Linked DNA regions of Homo sapiens: region 2 is linked to region 1. A link is an interaction called in ENCODE POLR2A ChIA-PET data of the cell type or tissue named here. Cell type or tissue: IMR-90. All regions are shown on one strand. Each heading gives the region's core, and the rest is flanking DNA. Links, peaks and the distances in the headings are about the cores only. Region 1 overlaps THAP12 (THAP domain containing 12). Region 2 overlaps LOC105369395 (a long non-coding RNA gene).

Region 1 (12,137 bases), core at 2,843-10,842:
CCGACTTCAAGATTTTTAACGTGAGCATTTGCTGAGATAGGGAAGACTGGGAAGAGCAGGTTTGGTAGAGGAATACTAGAAGTTTGGGTTTGAGAGACCTGATAGACATTCAAGAATAGATGTCTAGGCCGGGCATGGTGGCTCACACCTGTAATCCCAGCACTTTGGGAGGCCTAAGCAGGCGGATCACTTGAGGTCAGGAGTTCGAGACCAGCCTGGCCAACATAGGGAAACCCTGTCTCTATTAAAAAATACAAAAATTAGCTGAGCCCAGTGGTGCGTGCCTGTCCAGCTACTCAGGAGGCCAAGACGTGAGAATCGCTTGAACCCAGGAGGCAGAGGTTGCAGTGAGCCGAGATCGTGCCACTGCACTCCAGTCAGGGTGACAGAACAAGACTCCGTCTCAAGAAAGAAAGAATAGATGAAAAAAAAAAAAGAATAGATGTCTTTCTTCATACCATATACAGAAATGAACTCCAAATGGCCTATACTTTTATTGAGATCAAAGGCCTAAATATAAGAGCTATGTCATTAAACTTTTAGGAAAAAAATACAGATAAATCTTCATGACTTTAGATTTGGCAGCACATTCTTGTTTGTTTTTTGTTTTTTTTGAGAGTCTCACTCTGTTGCCCAGGCTGCAGTGCAGTGGCACAGTCTCAGCTCACTGCAACCTCTGCCACCGATGTTCACAAACTATTCTACTCACTCAGCCTCCCAGGTAGCTGGGATTGCAGGCATCCGCCACCATGCCTGGCTAATTTTTGTATTTTTTTTTAGTCAAGACGGGGTTTCGCCATGTTGGCCAGGCTGGTCTCGAACTCCTGATCTCAGGTGATCTGCCCGCCTTGGCCTCCCAAAGTGCTGGGATTACAGGTGTAAGCCACCGTGCTTGGCTGGCACCACATTCTTAGATATGACACCAAAATACATGCAGTAAAAAGAAAAATAGACTAATTGGACTTCATCAAAATTAAACTTTTGTGTATCAAAGAACATTACCAAGAAAGTGAAAAGAATGGAAGAAGGTACTTGCAAATAATACATTTGATCTGGGTCCAGTATCCAGAATATATAAAGAACTCTTACAATTCAGCAACAAAAAGACAACCCAATTTTAAAATAGGCAAAGGACTTCTTTCTTTAAACAGAAGATATAAATGGCTAAAAAGCACATGAAAAGATGCTGAGCATCACTCGTTATTAGAGAAGTTCAAATCAAAACCACAAGTGGCAGTTAGATGTAGAATTACTGTGTGTCCCAGCAATTCCATTCCTAGGCGTATATCCAAAGAATTGCAAACTGATATTCAAAAAAACCAAATGTACACACATTCATAGCAGCACTATTCGCAATAGTCAAAAGGTAGAAACAAGCCACGTTTATCAGTGCTTGAATGGATAAACAAAATGTATATCAATACAATGAAATATTAGCCATGAAAAGGAATGAAGTGCCAGTACATACTACAGTATGGGTGAACCTCAGAAACATTATGCTAAGTGAAAGAAGTCAGATACAAAAGCTTATATGTTGTATGATTCTATTATATTAAATATCCAGAATAAGTAAATCCATAGAGATAGAAAGCATATCAGTGGTTGCCTGGGGCTGGGCGAAAGGGAGAGTGGGGAGCAACTGATTAATGGTTACAAGGTTTCCTTTTGAGGTGATGAAAATGTTTTAGAATTAGGTAGTGGTGATGGTTGCAGAACATGATGAATGTGTTAATTGCCATTAGTTTTTTACTTTAAAATGGTTAGTTTTATGTTATGAGAATTTCACCTCAAAGAAAATAGATGTCTTGAAGAGAGAATAGGATATACAAGTCTGAAATTCAGAGACTTTCAAACCGGAAATTGTAAATATGGGTGTTCTCAGTTTATAGAGGGTATTTAAAACCGTGGTACGGGTTAAGGTTATCTAAGGAGTGAGCAAAGAACAGATCTGAGGATTGAGTCCTGGGGCATTCCCAGTGTTTTAAGTTCCGAGACATGGGAAAGAACTCGCTCAGTACAGTGAGGAGTAGCAGTTGGGAACAGAGGAGAGGAGCATCTTAGTCTGACTTGGCCTTGCCCCATTATGCGTTATCTTCCTTTTACCCAAATTTTAGCCCAAAGACATTCTTACAGGTTTATTTCACTTCCATAATGAGGGCACCCCTAGTCAGTTCTGGACCACAGGTCATTTGTATTAATATGTAGTGAATCCTGTTTTGACTACACTCCTTAAGGGGAGTATAGTCTATAGGGGTTTACAGTTTCAGATTTGAAAGAAGTGTTTAGATCTAGTGAAATCTCACTTGAAATACTGGAATTTTCTCAATAATAGTGACTTTTATCATTTTTAGGGTTATTATCCCTTTTGAGAATCTAGCATAAGGACTCTTACCTGAAAAAAAAAAAAAAACAAAAAAAACATAGACACAATTTAGCATTCGAAGACAAAGATGTTTATGGGCCTTTATAGGCCCTGTGCATTCCTGACAGATGGGCATCTTTGCCCTTGCTAAAACACCTCTAATGATAGTCCTCCCCTTTGTGAGAAGACACGTGATGATTCTGGACGCTTTGGCTGTTGTTTCTTCCTTGTATTGAGTGGACATCTGCCTCCTGTAATTGAGGCCTTGGAGGTCCTAGTTTTGTTCCCAGGATCACACGAAGTCTCTGCCCTTTTCAACGTTAGACTCCTTTGAATGCTTCAAGACCAAATCATGAATTTCTTTTTAAAAAGATGTTTATTGAGATGCAATTCACATATAATTCACCCATGTAAAGTGTACGATTTGGGGTATATACATTAATTTTTAAAATTTTGGTAAAATACAACAGAATTTGCTAATTTAACCTTTAAGTGTGCAATTCAGTGGCGTTAATTACATTCACAGTGTTGTGCAACCTTCTCCACTATTTTCAAAACTTTTTCATTTATCCCAAACAAAAACTGTAACCATTAGGCAATAACCTCCCATTCCCCTGCCCTTCCAGCCTTTGGTAACCTCGAATCCACTTTCGGTCTTTATAAATTTGCCTGTTCTAGATTCCTCATATTGGTGGAATCATACAATATTTCTCCTTTTATGTCTGGCTTGTTTAACTTAATATGTTCAAGGTCTTTTTATCCAAATCAAACCTCCTCGTACTACATGATTTTAAGTTCTACTGTATTTGATAGTTTCCATTTCACTGTGCCCAGTGTTATTTATAACAAAGAAGTAGTTTCCAGAGGTGTTATTGAATTAATAACAGTATTTTTAGGGTTATTAGTTCTAACCCACCCCCCCCCCACCTTTTCTTCTATAAACAGGTTGTAGGGAAGGTTGATAAAAGGTGACATTGCCAGTCTAGTCTTCAAATGCTAACATTGTTAACAAACAATAAAGATGAATATATTTAATGCTATTAAAACAGTACATTTCCCAGTCATCAGTTATAAATTCCATGCATGCTTTTAGAAACAGCTATTTAGAAATAATTTAAACTTCAAGAGTGTAATTAATAAAGTGTATGGTGTGGAATCACATACCATAATAGTTCTTATTGTTTTAGAAAACGTGGCATTAATATGCTTCTTTTTTAAAAAAGTGAAATAATCAACCCAGCTTAGGTCAGTGACACGGTTTAAGTAAAAAAAAAAAAAAAAAGCCTAAGTCTTGATTGCCCCAGGGTGGCTTGCCTAATGCCAAGGCTTGCCACTGTGAGGCAGCTCACAGTGGAGCTCTTCCTAAACCAGGAGATGGTACAGGTAGAGCTAATGAATTGCTCTGATTAGAGTGAGATGGGCGTTGAAGCTCTCTTCTTCCTCCTCAGGCAGCTAGTACTAACTCACCCAAGATGGGTGAGGGCTTCCAAGGTTCTTCTGGCAATTTAATGAAGGCTGATTGAGAGCTGGTGTGCTCTACTTTGTGAAATGTAAAACAGTGGTTTTCTGGGGACTCGTGAGGGTGCCTGTTTGGGCTGTTATAACAAAATACCTTAGACTAGGTGATTTTTAAACAACAGAAATTTATTTCTCATAGTTCTGGAAGCTGGGAAGTCCAAGATAAAGTCACCAGCAGATTTGGCATCTGGTGAGGGCTCACTCTTGGCTTCTTAGATGGTGCCTTCTTGTTGTGTTCTCACATGGCGGAAGGGGCAAATAAGGCTTCCCCGTCATGACCTAAGTCATCTCCCAGATGCCCCACCTCCCAACACCACTGCACTGGGGATTGTTTCAATATGAATTTTGAGGGGATGCAGACATTCAGACCATAGCAATCCCCAAGATCCTTTCAGGGAGTCCACAATGTCAGAACTATTTTCATAATAACACTGATATTATTTGCATTTTTCATATTTGGTCTCTCAGGAGTGGACAGTGGAATTTTTGGGTTGCTACATAACATGATGGCATCATTGCTTTGATAAATTTTGTGTTGTGTTTTCTAGAATTTTCTAAATATTATTCAGATCTGAGTGTTCAGTAGACATTTTCTCAGAAATAAACAAGCCTGCCACTTCAAGGAGAACAACTGATAATTTGAGCATTCAAGTTGAAAATTAGAATTTTGGAAAATTTATGTGCCACTGTGAGCTTGACAGCTCTCTAATACTTAAAGACTTTTCTGGTGAGATCACTGATGATACTGATGTGTTTTTTTTTTTTTTTGTATAATGAATTGCATTAACATTTATATGGTATGTATAACTCACTGAACTAATATTTTCCAAATGACCAATTTATGGTTTTACAGAGACATACATGGATAAAAGTGCAAGATAGACTATGGGATTTTTTATGTACTAGGGCATGAAAAAGCTCATTGGTCTGGTCTCAGATGTCACATTTCAACTAATCTTGAAGAAACTACCACTTGTGGAGAATTCACAATTATATGGAAAAAAGAGGAGTATTGTAATAACCTTTTTAACTGCATATCGTTATGAGGCTAGATTTTCTTCATATATTTCAACCAAAACAACATATAGCAATAGATTAAATACAGAAGCAGATGTGAGAATCTAGCTGTCTTCTGTTAAGCTGGACGTTAAAGAGATTTGCAAAAATGAAGAAGTGTCATTTTTCTCACTAAATATTTTTGTTTTGGAAAATGCAATTTTTTATTAAAACGTTATTTGTGTTAACATAAGGTTGGTATTTTAATGAATTAATAAATATTTTTAAAATTTTTCTGATAAATGTTGTTAGGTAAAATCCACATAAAAGATCTTTGGAGTCCTCAATAATGTAATAGTGCAAAGGAATCCTGGGACTATGAAGTTTGAGAATTGCTGCTCTAAAATGTGAGCAGCAAATTTCAAACTTTTTTTTTTTTTGAGGGGTCTTACTCTGTCACTCAGGCTGGAGTGCAGTGGCAGGAGCATGGCTCACTGCAGCCTCAACCACCTGGGCTCAAGCAATCTTCCAGCCTCAGCCACCCAAATACCTGGGACTATAGGTGCCCATCACAACCCCCGGCTAATTTTTGAAAAAAATTTTTTTTAGAGACAGGGTCTCACCATGTTGCCCAGGCTGGTCTTGGACTCCTGAGCTGAAGCATTCCCCCCTTGTTCAGCCTCCCAAAGTCTTAGGATTGCAGATGTGAGACACCACGCCCAGCCTGAAGTACTTTCATATCAACTCATTTAATCTTCCAAACAATGGGGTGAGTTGTAATAATAGTACTTCTTTTTCCTTTTTTTTTTTTTTTTGAGACAGTGTCTCACTGTCACCCAGGCTAAAGTGCAATGACACGATCTCCAGTCATTGCAACCTCTGCCTCCTGCGCTCAAGTAATTCTCCTGCCTTATCCTCCCAAGTAGCTGGGACTGCAGGTACATACCACCATGCCTGGCTAATTTTTATATTTTTTGTAGAGACAGGGTTTCGCCATGTTGCCCAGGCTGGAACAGTACTTACGTAGTGTATTCTTTGTGACAGGCACTGCTCTGTTATATACTTCTCTGTTATATATACATTATTTCATGTTACCCTTGCAGTAAATTTTGAGGTAGTCCTTGCTTTACAGATGACCAAAGTAGGTACAGAGAGGTTAGCTAACTTTTTTAAAGGCCCTGCAGAAATGTCTAAAACCTTAAGAGCAGGTAGGACAGGATAAAATAGGTATTACCCGAACTTTTTTGACCGTGGAACCCTGTTTTTTTTTTGGAGACAGGTTCTTATTCTGTCACCCAGGCTGGAGTGCAGGAGCACAATCATTGCTCACTGCAGTCTCCATCTCCCAGGCTCAAACAATCCTCCCATCTCTGCCTCCCAAGTAGCTGGGGACCATAGGCGCACGCCACCACACTTGACTAATTTTTTAATTTTTTATAGAGACAAGGTCTCCCTATATTGTCCAGGCTGGTCTTGAACTCCTAGCCTCAAGTGATCCTCTTGCCTTGGCCTCTCAAAGTGCTGGTATTATGAGCCACCATGCCCGGTCCCTTTTTTTTTTTTTTTTTTAAATGTAACAGTTCTGACTGGGCATAGTCACTCAGGCCTGTAATCCCAGCACTTTGAGAGGCTGAGGCAGGAGGATGGCTTAAACCCAGGAGTTTGAACTTAGAATGAGCTATGATTGCACCAGTGTGCTACAGCCTGGGCGACAGATTGAGGCCCTGTCTCTCTCTCTCTTTTTTTTTTTTAGAAGCAATTCTTTGAACAGGATTCCTTGGAATACACTTTTAGAAATGCTGCATTAGTAAGAAACCAATGAGGGAAAAACATCAAAAACAAAACAAAGAAGTAATCAGTGATGGTTGACTAGTGCTGAAGGTGTTTAAGGTGTGTACAGAAAGTGGCTGCACGCAGTGGCTCACGCCTGTAATCCCAGCACTTTGTGAGGTTTAGGCGGGAGGATCGCTTGAGCCCGGGAGTTTGAGACCCACCTGGGCAACATAATGACACCTCTTCTCATTACTTTAAAAATGAAATAAAAGATAGGCCAGGCACGATGGCTCACGCCTGTAATCCCAGCACTTTGGGAGGCCGAGGCGGGTGGATCACCTGGTCAGGGGTTCGAGACCAGCCTGGCCAACATAGCGAAACCCCATCTCTACTAAAAGTACAAAAATTAACCGGGCATGGTGGGGGGTGCCTGTAATCCCAGCTACTCAGGAGGCTGAGGCAGTAGAGTAGCTTGAACCCAGGAGGCAGAGGTTGCAGGGAGCCAAGATTGTGCCACTGCACTCCAGCCTGAGCGACAAGAGCAAGACTCCACCAAAAAAAAAAAAAAAAAAAAAGAAAAGTTAAAAATGAAATAAAATCTGTACAGGAAAGTGACCGTTGGATTTGGCAGGATAGGGTCGTTAGTAATTTTCTTGAGCAGTTTCAGTGGAAAAGGGATAGAGTAGGAGCCTCCTTGGCATTGATTAAGGAGACAGTACAACAAGATAAGTGGATGCAGTCCAAATGGATGCTTTAACAAGTTTTGCTATAAAGAGGATCAGGATTAAGAGAGTTTTAAAGATGGGAGACATTAGGGCATGTTTACACTGTGGGAATAATATAGTAAGATAAATGTAGGGAGTTGAGATATTATACATGGAGAGGTGGAAAGTCTTAAATGCCTGGAGTTTTCTGTGTGCATACATATTCATACACATACACCCACATATATGTACACATGTGAGTCAGGAAAACTTTCCCTCAAGAAATGACATTTGCGCTAAGATCTGAAGGCTGAGTCATAGTTAACTGTGCATAGGAAGTGTATAAAAAGCAGCAAGAAGAGTGTAGTAGGCTGAGTAAACAGCGCAGGGAAGGCCCCAGGATAGAAGTGAACACAGTTGTTTATCCTGAGAGTAATGAGAAGCCACTAAAAGCTTAAGCATGGGAGAGACATTCTCAAATTGGCTTTAAAAAATGCTCTGCAGCACGGAGAAGGGGTTAGAGAAGGGCAGATGACCAGTTTGGAAGAGATACTAGTAGACCAGGTAAAAAATTATGGTAGCTTGGACCAGGGTGTTATTGATGGAGAGAAGCAGATGGATTTGGGGAGTCATTCCACTGTGCTAAGGGAAAAGTCTACAAAATCTGGAGTACAGGGAACAGAACAATGACAGGGAGAGCTGGGAAAGGGGAGGCATTGGTAAAAATTTGAGACGAGTATGTAAGTGGGTATGTATGTATATAAATATATATACATATTCATAATACACATATGAATACACATGTGAAAACACTTATTGTGGTCATATATATATATATTTTTTTTTTTTTTCTTTTTTTTTGAGACGGAGTCTCGCTCTCTTGCCAGGCTGGAGTGCAGTGGTGCGATCTTGGCCTACTGCAACCTCCACCTCCCGGATTCAAGTGATTCTCCTACCTCAGCCTCCCGGTCATATATAATTTTTATAATTTTATTCATGTAAAAACGTATACATAGAAGAGCTACGTGCGGTGGCTCATGCCTGTAATCCTAGCACCTTGGGAGGCCGAGGCAGGACGATCACTTCACCCAGGCGTTTCAGACTAACCTGGGGAACATGGTGAAACCCCGTCTCTACAAAAAATACAAAAAGTTAGCCAGGCATGGTGGCGTGTGCCTGTAGTCCCAGCTACATGGGAGACTGAGGTGGGAGAATCGCTTGAACCCAGGAGATGGAGGCTGCAGTGAGCCGAGATTGCACCACTGCACTCCAGCCTGTGCAACAGAGTGAGATCCTCTCTCTCAAAAAAAAACCCCAAAAAACATATGCACAGAAGATCACAAATGATAACTGTACATCATGTTGGATTTTCAGAGTAACATATCCATGAAAATTTCACCGGGATTTTTAAAAAATAGAGTATCACTAGCGTCCCAAACTTCCTCTGCTTCATGGTTCTCCCAGCCATTATCCCATTCTCCCCAGTGGTAGCCACTGTGACTTCACATACCTTGGATTAGTTAGGTTTTGGGGGGAAGAGGGAGAATGAATGGAAGCTTTATTATTGTTTGAGATATAGAACATTAGCAGCACCTCAGTAGCCTCTTTTGTGCCCACTCCCAGTTGTTACCCTCCCCAAATGTATCTGCTATTCCATCACTGTGTTGAGGCGGAGCCAGACCACCCCATATTTAAAGATTCACTAGAAGGGCTTGCAGGACTCAGTATATGGTTGTACTCACAGTGAAGATTTATTGCATTGTAGTAAGGATACACATCTGGATCATGAGGGAAAAAGACAGGCACAGTCTGAAGGAATCCATGTATAGGCTTCCCTATGCTCCGTCTTTCCCATGAGGGGGTCACCCAGAGCCCGTTTTTCCCCAGTGGTGGAAATGTGGCAACACGTGCCGTGTTTCTGTGGAGAGAAGACCGTTAGAGACGTAGTGTCCGAGGTTTTTACTGGGTCCTGATCACATAGGCAGCCTCTGCCTGGCATATAATAAAATTCCAAATTCCCAGAAGGGATGGCAGGTGTTCAGCAGGTGTGCTTGTTTGCACAAGCAGTCTAGGCACATTGAGCTGCATTATCAGTTAGGAAAAATTTTATTTCTGTGTATGGAACTGTTTACCAACCAAGTTCCCGGATACCAGCCCAAGGTCCTTAACAAACAGGCCTTTCTAAGGACAGCAGCCTGAGGTCTGCTGTGTTAACTCTTTTTCTGAACAATCACTATGAATGAGTTTTGCCTGTTCTAGAATTTCATATCAAAGGAATCATGTAGTATGTACTCCTGGCTTCTTCTGCTTAACATTACGTTTGTGAGATTGTAGATAGTTTGTTCATTTCATAGCCAAGTAGTATTCCATTGAATGAATATACCACAATTTATCCATCCTGCTGTTGATGGGCAAAGTTACTTCACCTTCTCCCCAATATTTGGTATTACCTCTTTTACATTGTAGTCATTCTTGTGGGTATGTAGTAATTTGTTTTGGCTTTAATTAGCATTTCCCTGATGGCAAATGAGATCGAGCATTTTTTTTTCATCTATGTATTGCCATTTTTATAACCTTTTTATTATAAAGTGCCTGTTCAAGGCCCCTTGCCTATTTTTATGTTGGGTTATTTATTTGTAGGAGTTCTTCATATATATTTTGAATGTGAGTCCATTGTTAGATATATGTATTGCAAATATCTGACATTTTGTGGTCTGCCATTTCACTCTTAAATGGCTTCTTTTAATGAAGAAAAGTTATTAACTTTAAAGTAGCCTAATTTATATATCTTTTCCTCTAGCATTTGTGCTGTTGCCTTAAGAGATCTTTATTCCAAGGTCATGAAGATAATCTCCTGTGTTATCTTTTAGTGGCTTTATTGTTTTACCTTTCATATTTAGATCTCCAATCACTTGGAACTTATTTTTGTGTATGGTGTACAAGTAGGAGTTAAGATTTATTTTTTTCATGTAGATATTCAGCTGACTCGGCCCTATTTATTGGAAAAGAAAAATCCATATTTGCTGCTGTTCAGAGCTACCTTTAAGTATCTGCAGTGCTCTATTTTGTTTCACTGTTCTGTCCTTCTGCCAGTACTTGTCTTAATAAGCTTTACAGTAAGTCTTAATATCTGGTAGTGTAATTCTTTCAACCTCCTTTTTCCTCTCTCTCTCTCAAGATTATCTTGGTTATCCCTGGTTCTTTAATGTTGTGTATAAAAAGTTTTAGAATAATTTGTCATTTCTTTCTCTTGCTCTCTCTCACAAACTTACTGGGCTTGTGATTATATTGAATTAGTAAATGGGTTTGGGGAGAATTGACATCTTTGGAATTTAGTGTGCCAGTTCATAAACTTGTGTATTTATTTAAGTTTGCTTTAAAAAGATTATTAGAGGTCTTGCACTTCTTTCACTAGATTTATTCTTAAGTAGTTCATATAGAAAGTCAGGTGTATTTGATTAGGCTCTCTGCCTGATGCCCATTCTGTTCTTGATTGTCTGAATAAGAGTTGCTGTTGATATCAGAAAGCTGTTTCAACTTAGTTCGGAGGTAATATGTACAGTATTGCTCTGTGTGGAAGGTCTCCAGAGATTTAAGAATTTAAAAAACAAACAACTGTAGCAGTATGGCAAATTATTTTATAGTGAGATCGTTTTTATACTTAATATTTGGATTTTGAAACATGAAATGTTTATAATCATAATGTACAACTGTGTAAAAGTGTGATTAAATTGTGAACATCTTAGGCATCGTTACTGTGAGCAGTAATACTTGTTGGTCAAATGAAATGCTGTACAATTTAGGTGTAGTTTTTTAAAAATCATAGCATTTTACCTTGATTTGACATTTTTAGAGTAGAGAGAATTAAGTGTCAGGGGCATGTATGTTGGGGGGAGGTGGACAATAGTGTTAAAACATAAAAAAAAAATACTGTGATTTAATTATAAAGGAATATGTTGGGCCGGGCGCAGTGGCTCGCGCCTGTAATCCTAGCACTTTGGGAGGCCAAGGTGGGCAGATCACCTGCGATCTGGAGTTCGAGACCAAGCTAGCCAACGTGCTGAAACCCCATCTGTACTATAAATACAAAACTTAGCTGAGTGTCGTGGTGCACGCCTATAATCTCAGCTCCTTGGGTGGCTGAGGCAGGAGAATTGCTTGAACCTGGGAGGCAGAGGTTGCAGTGAGCTGAGATCACACCACTGCACTCCACCCTGGGCTAAAGAGCAAGACACCATCTCAAAAAAATAATTTGTGATACTGTTTATCCACGGCAGAACTTTTATTCTTAGAAATTTGAGGAATGGGCCGGGCGCGGTGGCTCACGCCTGTAATCCCAGCACTTTGGGAGGCCGAGGCGGGCAGATCACCTGAGGTCGGGAGTTCGAGACCAGCCTGACCAACATGGAGAAACCCAGTCTCTACTAAAAATACAAAATTAGCCAGGCGTGGTAACGCATGCCTGTAATCCTAGCTACTTGGGAGGCTGAGACAGGAGAATCGCTTGAACCCGGGAAGCAGAGGTTGCAGTGAGCCAAGATCATGGCATTGCACTCCAACCTGGGCAACAAGAGCAAAACTCTGTCTCAAAAAAAAAAAAGAAAAGAAAAGAAATTTGAGGAAAGATCTAGTTGTGACTTTAGCAAGTTACTTAATATTTCTGTGCCTTCATCTGCACAAGGGGGATATTAATAGTACCCATCTTTGGAAAGGACTTAGAACGTGTCTGGCTCATAATAAGTGCTTATTATTAGCTTTTCTGAAAATATTTAAGCACCGAGAGG
Region 2 (12,137 bases), core at 1,988-9,987, 75 kb after region 1:
TCCATCCTGGGGTGCGATTTCAAGGCTGGCACAGGGACAGGCCTCCAGCTCAGGCTCCTCTTCTGGCTTTGCCCCTGCTCTCTGTGTGACTCTGGGCCTCAGTTTCCCCATTTGTGAAATGATGGCACCCAGCTGGATTCTGAAGCCTCTGAGCTCTCATGCTGCTGTGTATCTGAATGTCTTAGCAGGGAGGAGTCTGCACTCGCCTTCAGCATTTCCTGCCTTGGCACACGCCAAGCCCTCTATCTAATCCTGGGGGTCCCAGGCCTGCCCTCCGGGGAGAAATTGCTGTGATTTAAGGTTCCAGATTTCCTGAGCCGTTAGTGTCATGATACTTTATACCTGGGCCTTGATGGCTTTTTAATTAAAAACGGATCTCTCCCAATCCCTGGTTTTATGTCCGTCTCCGGGAGCCTGTGGAGGTGCCCCGCTCCGCCTGATGCTTTGCGTAGCCCCGGTTTCTGCTCTTCTGTTTCCTCCCTTGAGTCCCCATCTCCCCTTGTTTTAGGAAGAGAAGGGTCTGGGATTCTTTATGGACTCCTTCTTTGTGTTAGGTGCTGAGGCCCCAAAGTGCACACCACGGATGCTCAACACCACACATTTTAAGGTCTCTGTGTAGGACAGAAGAAAGGGATGGTCCCAAACCAGTTCTATTACTGGCAACCACCTTTAGCCCAAGCATGAAAGGAGGCAGAGACTGGAAGGAGAGGTCTGGTGTGCAAGGACTGTCCCCTTCCTGGCAAGTCCTGGATTTGAGGGGCAGAGGGACAGATGTCTGATTTGCACTTGAAACACCATCTGGAGGCTGGAAGCTGGAGGGAGAGAAGAGGGGGCTGCAGGGGCAAACCCTCTCTGCCAGAGTTTGGCAGGCAAAAGCCAAGTTTCCTGTCGGTCAAAGTAGACACTCTGGAATGGAGTGGGGCTCAAACCATGCAGCAAGGACCAGTCCGAGGAGTCTGCTGCTTGCCAGGATCAGGGAATCCCAACAGAAAGCCTCTGTGTGGGGCTGAAGGGAAGACTGAAGACATCAGGTGGGCTTGAGGGTGGGGTTGGTTAAGTCATCAGCAGGAAGAGGAGGCGTGCCCAGGCCGATGAATTGTGGGTTGGAGGTTCTTAGCAAAAAGGGGTCACTGAAGAGCCCACAGGACACAGGACACCCCAAAGAGAGAAGGCTGGCGTTTGCACATTGCCACCCTGAGAGGACTCCCCTATCCTGGATTCAGCAGTTCTGGTAAGACCCTACTGGTGTTCCACACTGCCCTCCACTCCCCATTCTAGGCCTGACTGTGGGCAGAGGGCAGCCTAGAGGAGTGGAAGGAGGTAAGAGAGGAACCAACTGAGCCCCTCCCCACCCAGCAGTAGAATCAGGGAATGGGCCTGAGCTGGGGGAGGAGGAACTTTGAATTGGGCATGAGATTAAGCTCCTGGGGTCAGACTGGGTGCACCTGTTACCAGCTGAAGACGAGCCTGTTCCTTAATACTGAACGCAGAGCAGGGAGATGTGGGTCCACCCTAGGTCCTTTCCCTTTTTTTTTTTTTTTGAGATGGAGTCTCACTCTGTCTCAGGCTGGAGTGCAGTGGCACAATCTTGGCTCACTGCAACCTCCACCTCCTGGGTTCAAGCAATTCTCCTGCCTCAGCCTTCCAGGTAGCTGGGATTACAGGCATGCATCACCATGCCCAGCTAATTTTTGTATTTTTAGTAGAGATGGGGTTTCACCATGTTGACCAGGCTGGTCTTGAACTCCTGACCTTGTGATCCACCCATCTCGGCCTCCCAAAGTGCAGGGATTACAGGAGTGAGCCACCGTGCCTGGTCCCTAGGTCCTTTTCAAGGGGTGGGGAGGGAGATCCAACAGGGCAGGTTTGAAAGATGGTAGTGAGGCCGGGCATGGTGGCTCACACCTGTAATCCCAGTATGTTGGGAGGCCGAGGAGGGTGGATCACCTAAGGTCAGGAGTTCGAGACCAGCCTGGCCAACATGGTGAAACCTCATCTCTACTAAAAATACAAAAATTAGCCGGGTGTGGTGGCACGCGCCTAAAGTCCCAGCTATTTAGGAGGCTGAGGGAGGAGAATTACTTGAACCCTGGAGGCGGAGGCTGCAGTGAGCTGAGATAGCGCCATTGCATTCCAACCTGGGGAACAAAGCGAGACTCTGTCTCAGAAAAAAAAAAAAAGAAAGATGGTAGCGAAAAAGTTTTTTACTTGCATGCCACTGATTCGGCCTCTTCCATACACCAGTCACACACACACTATTTCATTGAATCTCACAGCCACTGGTTTTATCATTTCCAAGTTATAGATGAAAAAAAATGAAGGTTGAGAGAAATTCAATGACTTGCCCAGGGATCCTTGACTCTGTATCTGAATGGATTCCAACGTCCGAGCAGAAATCCTTCTAGCCTAATGCTTCTTCTCAACCCCTGGAGGTTCTAATTCAGGAGCTCAGGAATGGAACCAAGGAATCTGCATTTTCACAAGTGTCTGGGAGACTCTGGCACAGGTAGGTGGTCCAGGGAGCATGTCCTGGGAAGCACCACCCTCACCTTGATGCCTTTACGGTGAGAATAACATTGTAGGTGACAGGGTCGGCTCCAGAATGCCCAGGCCATGGGGGCATCATACCGCCAGGGAAATCTCTGGACCTCAGCAGGCAGGGCCCTGGGGTCCCTTCCTTCAGTTCTGTGAGCTCCTAGGCTACTCACCTCTCCTCCGCCTCTCAGGCTCACCCACCTCATCTGAAAATGGCAATGATAGTGGGCGTGTAGGCGGGGCTCAGTGGCTCACTCCTGTAATCCCAGCACTATGGGAGGCCAAGGCAGGCGGATCACCTGAGGTCAGGAGTTCGAGACCAGCCTGACCAATATGATGAAACCCAGTCTCTACTAAAAATACAAAAATTAACCAGGTGTGATGGCATGCACCTTTAATCCCAGCTACTCGGGAGGCTGAGACAGGAGAATTGCTTGAACCTGGGAGGTGGAGGTTGCGGTGAGCCGAGATCATGCCATTGCGCTCCAGCCTGTAAAACAAGAACAAAATTCCATCACAAAAAAAAAAAAGAAAGAAAGAAAGAAAGAAAAAAAAGAGATAGTGGGCATGCAGCATTTGCGGAACACATCTACACTTGGGCTTTGTGGATGTCCAGCCTGGAGGACACTCCTCTTGTCCCACGTTCTCTGTGCCTTCCAGTCCCCATTCATGTCTCATGAATGCATGCATAGCATGTGCCAAGAATGATCATTGTGGGGGCTCTACAACCAGACTTCACAAGTTTGAATTCCAGCTCTGCTACTCCTTAATTATGTGACTTTGGGCAAGTTACTTGTCTCTGTGCCTCAGCATCCTCATCTGTAACATGGGATAATGTTGGCACCTATGTCACAGATAGTGGTGAAGATGAATTGGGTTTGTTTCTGTAACTCAATTGTGTGTAACGTGCAATACATGAGGGGCTCGCCCTCCGTAAATGCCAGCTATTCCTATCATTATTATGGACATTAGTAGTAGTGGTATTACCTGTGAGACTGAAGCACGCCAGCTCCTCAGGGAAGGGGGACTTGGAGGAAATGATCGGTCTACCTGGGCCAGATCAAAACTCGGGGGCTTCCGGGTATGGCTAGAGAACAAGAAAGTAGATGTTTCCGTTGGAAGTTCCTTGACAATCAAGGAACAAGAAAGAATGTAGGGTCAGGAGTGGTCGCTCATGCCTGTAATCCCAGCACTTTGGGAAGCCGAGGTGGGTGGATCACCTAAGGTCAGGAGTTCGAGACCAGCCTGACCAACATGGAGAAACCTCGTCTCTACTCAAAATACAAAATTAGCTGGGCATGGTAGCGCATGCCTGTAATCCCAACTACTCGGGAGGCTGAGGCAGGAGAATCGCTTGAACCTGGGAGGCGGAGGTTGCGGTGAGTGGAGATTGCACCATTGCACTCCAGCCTGGACAAGAAGAGCGAAACTCCGCTCTAAAAAAAAAAAAAAAAGAAAGAAAGAAAGAATGTAGCTGGGTTGGGCAAAGCCCCAGAGAGAACTGGGACATGGCAACAACAGGATGTGCCCATCTGTTGGGTCCATGGTTGGTACCATCTTACCTGGAGGGCAAAGCAGGGAGAAAAATCATAGCACCTATTGGGGATCTCTCTCGCCCAGTCCCCACAACAGCCACATGCAGTAGAAATAGCCACTCTGCATCTCAGTGCACAGATGAGGTGATTGGGACTCACTTGCTTCAGGTCACAGGGCTGGTGGCAGAAGCAGGATTCAAGCTGGGGCTGACTCCGAACCTGTGTCTATAACCATGGCCCTCCTGGGAAGGGAAGCAGAGGGAGGCTGCCGTTCTCCAGCGGCCCCCGCCACACCTCTGTGAGAGCCATGTGGGTGGGCAGCACGGCCACTCCTTCAGCCCATTCAGCGCCCGGGCCCTGGCTGGGTTGATACATTATTTCTTTGGAAAGCCAGAAGCTGCTGAGAATCACTGCAGGTAGAATCCCTCTCTGGGTCCTCTGATGGCCCCATCCATGGTGAGAGCCATTCCCTGCCTCTCTCAGGCTGCAAGGGCAGCAAGGTAGGCAGAGGGAGTTATCTCGGCGGCCCAGTCCCATGGGTCTGGCAGCTTGTCCTTTGGTTTTGAGGCCCAGTGCTCTCCAGTGAGCTCAGGGTTCCCTGGGTCAGGGGATCCCAGGAGGTCTCAGGACCTGGAAACCATCTAGAGCAACTTTACGGGGCTGCTGGGTTCACAGGGCCCATAAAACACATTGAGTTTGAAGCCCTCAGAGTTTCCATTTTCTCCCAGGCACAAAATGAGAGGAGCAGGAGCTGGACACAGTGCTTTGTGGGGCAGCTCCCACGCTCAGGCCTGCCGTGGGGTGGGGGTCGAGACTGGGGGCCTGAAAGCCAGCCAGGGAACAGGCACCTGCCAGGCGTCCTGCCAGTCCTCATAGCCCCTGAGTTGGGTGCAGACGATCATTCCTTTCTAAATAACATTTTTTGGTTTGTTTTGATTTTGTAAAATCACGCTATATTCTTATTCTACAGGACACGAACCAAGACTCAGAGAGGTGAAGAGACTGGAAGAACAAGGTAGCCCTGGGGACGAGAAAGAGGAGGAGAAAGAAATGACCCAGGACAGGCTGTTCTGGGGACCACCCCCATCCCGACTACAGGGGGAGGCTTTTGTACCCAAGAAATTGTATCCGTGACTGAGGATACAATTTATATCCCACCTCCACCCTTTATATGAAAGGAATAAAGTAAACATGTTTTTAGGCTGCAACATGGGGGGAAATAGGAATGATTTTTGCATCAAAACAGTCTTGATTGCAGACAGGGCAGGCGAAGGCACCAAGGGGATCCACCTTCCACGCAGCCACGCCATGAGCTGGTGGCAGGCTGGCCTTGGCCCATGGGGCCAGCGGGCACTGGGAGCTGGTGTCTGGTGTGGAGGTCAGAGGCTGGCCCCCCTGGCCCAGCAGAGGGGTACCTGTCAGCTGGCTAGATCACTGGCCTGCAAGCACGTCCCTTCTCCTAATGCAAGTCAGCTCTGGGCCAGGCGGCTTTGTGGGAAGAAGCTCAGACCAGAGACACCAGCTCCTCAGGAGGGAATCCTGGCTGCAGCAGTCCTGACCAATAGCCCTCCAGGAAGTGATTTTTCCACCCCTGCCTTGATGGGGCGTGTGCTCCCTCCTCCCAGAGTAACCTCATGTGGGGCCCATCTGCCTGGGAGAAGATGCTTCCAGACGCTGGTTCAAACATCTGGCTTCCTGAGCCTCCTTTCTGTTGATCCTCACTTTGCCCTCTGGGACCCCACTCATTCATTTGTTCATGTTTTCCTTCAGCAAATACTGTGAGTCCAGTGTGGGTGGAGCCTGTGTCTGCCACTCCCTCTGCCCAGGCAGGCCCTCTGTGACAGGAGCGTTCTGTGTCCTCTGGAGGCTACCTCCACTCTTGGTCCATTCTTTCCCTGCTCCCACCTTCCTACCACCTGGCTGCCCTCTGAACAGTCAGCAAGGACTCGCAGGAGGCCGTGGGCAGAGAGCAGGGCCTGAATGCCCGGCTGGGTGTGAGGGCCTGGGTTACAGGCCCAGCTGTGCCCCTGCTTCCTGCACCCCTCTGTGGTCTTGTCTGTAAAATGGGGATTCAAAGCAGATGGTCTTGAGGCTCATCGCTCTTTACCTGTTAAGGCTCTGTGCAAAGGCCACCTCTGGCCCTCTGACCCCAGCTCAGATTCTTCCAGTTTCTGCTCTGAGAACGGCTATCTCATCTTAGCATTGACTATGTAGGAAGCAAACCTGCCCTGGCAGATCCCTGAAGGTTTATCCTGTACCCCAGCCCCAACACTGGGCCGGGCACAGAGGAAGGCTTGGGTAACATGGGCCTGAACCAAGAGGTGGGTGGCAACAGGCAGGACAAGAACATCCACTTCCGGGGTGGATGGTGGGGCTTAAACTCCAGCCACAGCTCATGATCTCTGTGATCTTGAGCAAGTTTTTAACCTCCCTGGGCCTCAGTTTCCCCACCTGGGTAAAATGGGGATAATACTCCAAGAGGGAATTAAATTATATTTTACTTATTTATTTTTGAGACAGGGTCTCACTCTGTGGCCCAGCCTGGAGTACAATGGCACGTTCGTAGCTCACTGCAGCCTCCACCTCCTGGTCTCAAGCCGATCCTCCCATCTCAGCCTCCTGAGTAGCTGGGACTACAGGCACAAGCCACCATGCCCAGCTAATTTTTTTATTTTTTGTGGAGACAGGATCTTGCTGTGTTGCCCAAGGTCATCTCAAACTCTTGGCCTCAAGTGATTCCCCCAACTCAGCCTCCCAAAGTGCTGGGATTACAAGTGTAAGTCACTGAGTCCTGTTGGCGGTTACATTATATAAATAGGTTTCATGTATTATAGATGCTCAGTAAGTGGCTATTGTGTTATTTTATTTGCCCACATAAGGCAGGGGTTCTGCATCTTACAGAGGTATCTGTGCATTCTATGGGAGTATGCCCACAGATTGCAACTGTATTCAACTCATCTGTGTGCCCAGCCTTTACACTGGGCTCCTAACCGTGCACACCAGGCTTCAAGGACCCCATAGGATGGTGTTCCATGGTGGGCAAGCATATGCAAACCTGTCCCCAGTGTCCGAGGAAACCGAGAGGCTGAAGCTGGCCAAATCAGTTTCTTAGAGAGAAAAATGTAATAGGGTCTGACAAACAGAAGTCATTGTTGTGTCTTGGGTGGCAGTGAGACAAGATGGTGGATCCCTGCACCATTATCCCCCGAAGACCCAGGGCTTATATACCATAGGGAAAGGGCATCTGTGATTCAGAAGGGATGTGTAGGACAATCGAAGTACTACAACATCAAGGTTGTTTTGGCCTAAGGGCAGGATTTACAGTAAGTGTGCACTCTTACACAAGGAACAATAGAGAAACTGGAAATCTTAGAGGCCTTCCCAGAACAGGGGTTAATCAGAAGTCAACATGGTGTATCAGCATCCAAGATGCTCGTTTGGCATCATAGCTGTGACTGGGGCTGGAAGTCTGTGGACAGTGGAGGAGAAACAAGGTTTGAAATGTATAGAGACTGAAGCCTCCCAGGTTCAAGCGATTCTCCTTGCCTCAGCCTCCCAAGTAGCTGGGATTACAGGTGCCTGCCACCATGCCTGGCAGATTTTTTTTTTTTTTGTATTTTTAGTAGAGATGGGGTTTCATTATGTTGGCCAGGCTGGCCTTGAGCTCCTGACCCCATGATTCGCCCACCTTGGCCTCCCCAAGTGCTGGGATTACAGGCATGAGCCACTGCGCCTGGACAACTTATGCAATATTTTCTATAGAAAGAATAGAAAGATAATTCAGTCTTTTTTTCATGTGATTGATTGAAACTAGTGTATTATGATTGACAATTGAGATGCATAAAATATGCAGCTTCAGACACAAATACACTTGCTATTTGTTCTACTGCTGTAGGGTTGTGCCCTACAAATGTAGAGCTCTGGCAAATTCTATTTCACATGATTCCCATCAAGAAGAAAACCTGGATGTATTTATTTACTTTTTATTTATTTTGTCTGTTTTTTTTTTTTTTTTTTGAGATGGAATCTCACTCTGTCACCTAGGTTGGAGTGCAGTGGCACAATCTCGGCTCACTGCAACCTCTGCCTCCTGGGTTTGAGTGATTCTCCTGCCTCAGCCTCCTGAGTAGCTGGGATTACAGGCACCTGCCACCAGGCCCAGCTAATTTTTTTTTTTTGTATTTTTAGTAGAGACAGGGTTTCACCATATTGGCCAGGCTGGTTTCGAACTCCTGACCTCAAGTGATCCGCCCGCCTCGACCTCCCAAAATGCTAGGATTACAGGTATAAGCCACTGCGTCAGCCTATTGTGGTTTTTTGTTGTTGTTGTTGTTGTTGTTGTTGTTTTTGAGACAGGATCTCATTCTGTCACCCAGGCTGGAGTGCAGTGGTGGGATCTCAGCTCACGATAGCCTCTACCTCCCAGGGTCAAGTGATCCTCCCACCTCTCAGTCCTGGAGTAGCTGGGATTATAGATGCATGCCACCATTCCCAGCTGATTTTTGAATTTTTAGTAGAGATGGGGTTTCGCCATGTTGCCCAGGCTGGTTTCAAACTCGTGGGCTCAAGCAATCTGTCCTCCTTAGCCTCCTAAAGTTCTGGGATTACAGGTGTGAGCCACTGCACCCGGTCCAGAAAAGATGTATTTATAATTTCTAATTATATAGGCTGCACTATCTATGACATTCCTGATGCAAGATCATTACTGGGTTGGTTTGTTTTTTGAGAGGGGGTCTCACTCTGTCACCCAGGCTGGAATGCAGTGGTGCAATCATGGGTCACTGCAGCCTCCACCTCCTGAGCTCAAGTGATCCTCCTACCTTAGCCTCCTGAGTAGTTGGAACTATAAGGCATGCACTACCATGCCCAAAGAACTTTTTTTTTTTTTTGCATTTTTTTGTAGAGATGGGGGTTTCATCATGTCGTCCAGGCTGGTCCTGAACTCCTGGACTCAAACGGTCTGCCCACCTCAGCCTCCCAAAGTGCTGAGATTACAGGCATGAGCCACCACACGAGGCTGATAATTTCTGTTTTGATGAGGCCCAAATTCTTTGCCTACAATTTGGTACATCTGATGCCTGAACGAATACTCCAGACTGGCTTCAGTCTCTATACATTTCAAACCTTGTTTCTCCTCCACTGTCCACAGACTTCCAGCCCCGGTCACAGCTATGACACCAAATGAGTCGGCACGGTGGGCAGGCAGTATAGGTATTCATTCTGAAAGCTGTTCCTATACCAGAACGTCTAGTAATAACTCTACCCGTAAGTGACCGCGAACCATATAAATATGCACCACTAATCCCAAATTACTGTAAATGTATCCTCAGCTCAGCTTCCCTTCAGCTAAATCCCCCAAATGCCTCAGCCACTCAACACCCCTTGACAGGAAAGGAAGGAGGGGAAGTAAAAGTGAAAAGAAACAGCGGTATCAACCCTTTGCGGCTAGAATACCTTGCTTTGTGCAAAGTTTTACAAAAACATATGACCATGGGAACGCATTGCTAGGGTATCTATCTTCCAGCGAAGGGACAGCTGTAAGCAAGGGGCACTGAAGTGTAGACTTTATTAGCTTCTGGGTATGTCTGCCTTGGTGCCTGGCCCTGTTCTAATCAGTGGATGAGCATTGTCTCAGGGAATCTCCGTAACTACTCTGTGAGGTGGGATTTTTTTTTAAAAACAATGCAGAAACGGAGGTCCAAAGAGGTAGAGAGAGAAGCCAAAAGTCATGTGATTGATAGGGACAGGTTTGAAGTCAGAACCACGTGACCCCCAAGGCTACACTGGTAACTTTGTTCCCCAGAAACTGATGGGACTGTTGCCAAGAGATGGATGCAAGAATGGGTGGATGGATGGATGAACGCCTGCCTCATCCTCTAGTTTACTGGGTACTCAGCGCTAGCTGTTTTCATACAGGGAACTCCCTAAAGGCAAGACAGAGTCTGATTCTTCCCTTGCACAGGGCAGGACAGAGAAGAGGAACTCAGAAAAGGGCCAGGCTGGGGGGCTGAGAGATGAGGTGCCCCAGGACCTGCCCACAGAGCCCAGCAATAGTGTAGAGAAAGAAGACCTACACCAGGCAGAGGTGACAAGTCACAGAGCCATGTCTACTGGGTACCACTGCAGGGTTCCGCTTAGAGGCAGCATGCAGAAAAAGCCCAAGTCATTCTCCCCCAGGCCATAATGCAGCATAAGGCAAGAGGCTGGACAGGCCAACCTCTCAGGGCCCTGAGCCCTGCAACGCATCCTTGTCTACTCCTCTGCCTCAAGGCATTCCCAAGCTTCCCTTTGGAGTTTTCCAAGGTGTCAAGGGAATGAGATGCCCACCCGGGTGGTCCATTCCAAGGTTCAACAGCCGTAACGGACAATGCCCGGGAGCTGCAAGCCGAGCTCAGTTCCGCTTGAGGCATTTTACGGGCCCAGCCTGGGTAAACACGGGCTCCATTAATGCACCCGGGGTTTCACCTCTGCTGCTGTCAGTCTCGCCTCCCAGAGCCAAAGGCGCTCGAGCGTGAGGCACAGAGGCAGCTCAGAGAAGACAAGTGAGGGTGAGAGGGCTGCATGGCAGGGACCCTCAGACACTTCCCAGTCTCCCCAGACCCCGTCACAGATTTGGGACTGAGGCTTGGGGACTGGAGGGAGCAGGGAGCCCCTGGGGCAGAGGCAGAACTGGAGCATCAGGATATAACACCACCACCCCAGGTCCCATGCCTCTCCTGTAGATGGAGACTGTGCTTTCTAAGCCAGCAGGTGAGACATGTGGTCTGGCCACAGCTGGCTTCTTATGGGAGCAACTGGACAGAAACCGAAATCAGAACCGTCTTGAAAACTCCAGGACTCTGCTCCCTGTGATCATTTATCACTGATTCTCCCACACACTCCACGCACCTTTCCTGGTGCCAGCTTCTCTGTAGGCCCTGGGCCGGGGCTGGGGACCCCGAGATGAGTCAGACCTGGCCTTCGTCCAGGATGAAGTCACAGTCTGGTGGGGAGACAGGTGTGGACACAGGCAATGACAATGACAAAGCGGTGTGCTCAGAGCTGGGACAAAGAGGAGCCCCAGGGAGGGGCCCCTAACATAGACCGAGGTCAGGAGGGTGGGGGTGTGCCCTGGGGGAGGCGGAGGCCTGACCTGCATTCTGAAGATGAGTTCATCAGGGTGCCCAGCTATGGAAGGCACCGAAGGCAGGCAGGGAAAACAGCACCTGCAGAGTGACAGTCCTCTAGAGGGAACGGTGTGGCTGGGAAGAGGGCCTGGCACACAGCGAGCACTCAGCAAACATCTTTTGAAGGAATGAATGCATGAGAAGTTTGGTGTAGTTAGAGTGTGGGACTGGAAAACACTGGAGGGGGCTGGAAATGGAGAGTCTTAAAAATCATACTAAGGAGTTTGGTGAGTCCTAGGCCAGAGGGGAGCAGGGGAAGGGGAGGGACATGGCCCAATTTGCCTTTGAGGAAGACCTCTCAGGAGGCGGGGGTTGAACACGCATCAGGAGTAGAGTTGTCAGGTCAAACATAGGACCCTCAGTCAAATGTGAATTTCAGATAAACAGTGAATAACTTTTTTGGCATTTGTGTACTTTTATTGCTAAGCCTGGCGACTATAATTTGGAGTGGGAGTGGGAGGTATGGGGAGGTGAGCACATGAGAGGAAGGCCAGGGCAGCCATCCAGGGGGAGGCGGTGCTGGCCTGCACAGGGCAAGGGCATGGGAGGACAGGAGGGGACAGCAGACAGCATTTGTATTTGTTTGCTTTTTTTTTTTTTCATGAAAACTTGTTTTTGAAATATAACATGCATACAGGAAAGTGCACCAATCATAAAAATATTCCTTAATAAATTATCAAAAGTGAACACATCCGGGTAACTACCAGGTGAGTCCACAAACAGGACGATGTTCTTGTGCCCTTCCTGCCCTGGGTTGGGACTCCTCAGTTCCACCTGTGCTGTTCACGCCTGGCCTCTTTCGTTCAGAGTTGTATCTGTGAGAGTCCTCCATGGGGCTGCATGTAGTAGCAGTGGCTGGCCACTCTCATTGCTGTATTGCATTCTGTTGTGTGAAGGGATC

Evidence for each region. ChIA-PET counts read pairs that join two places held together with the same protein. Peaks named below come from ENCODE experiments on the same cell type or tissue, not always from the same donor. Only the 100,000 strongest peaks of a DNase experiment are listed, where the experiment ranks them.
Region 2: POLR2A ChIA-PET joins it to region 1 with 9 read pairs; 3 of 35 experiments call an interaction of 5 or more read pairs at or near these places.

The regions. Positions count from the first base shown.
Region 1 is chr11:76,366,898-76,379,034 of GRCh38, reverse strand. The region is part of intron 1 of THAP12 (THAP domain containing 12); the gene reads left to right. Among named protein-coding and RNA genes, the nearest start is that of THAP12, 8.2 kb to the left of the region's middle. RefSeq lists a silencer at 7,593-7,702. In IMR-90, for the core only: no CTCF peak of the experiment used is centred there; a DNase peak (open chromatin) is centred at 7,664.
Region 2 is chr11:76,290,688-76,302,824 of GRCh38, reverse strand. It overlaps LOC105369395 (a long non-coding RNA gene), which reads right to left. Exons shown (of 5, transcript XR_950333.3): 2 at 4,098-4,247; 3 at 3,523-3,622. Among named protein-coding and RNA genes, the nearest start is that of TRP-TGG2-1, 61 kb to the right of the region's middle. RefSeq lists enhancers at 10,899-10,958, 10,766-11,561. In IMR-90, for the core only: no CTCF peak of the experiment used is centred there; no DNase peak of the experiment used is centred there; H3K27me3 peaks cover 2,366 bases.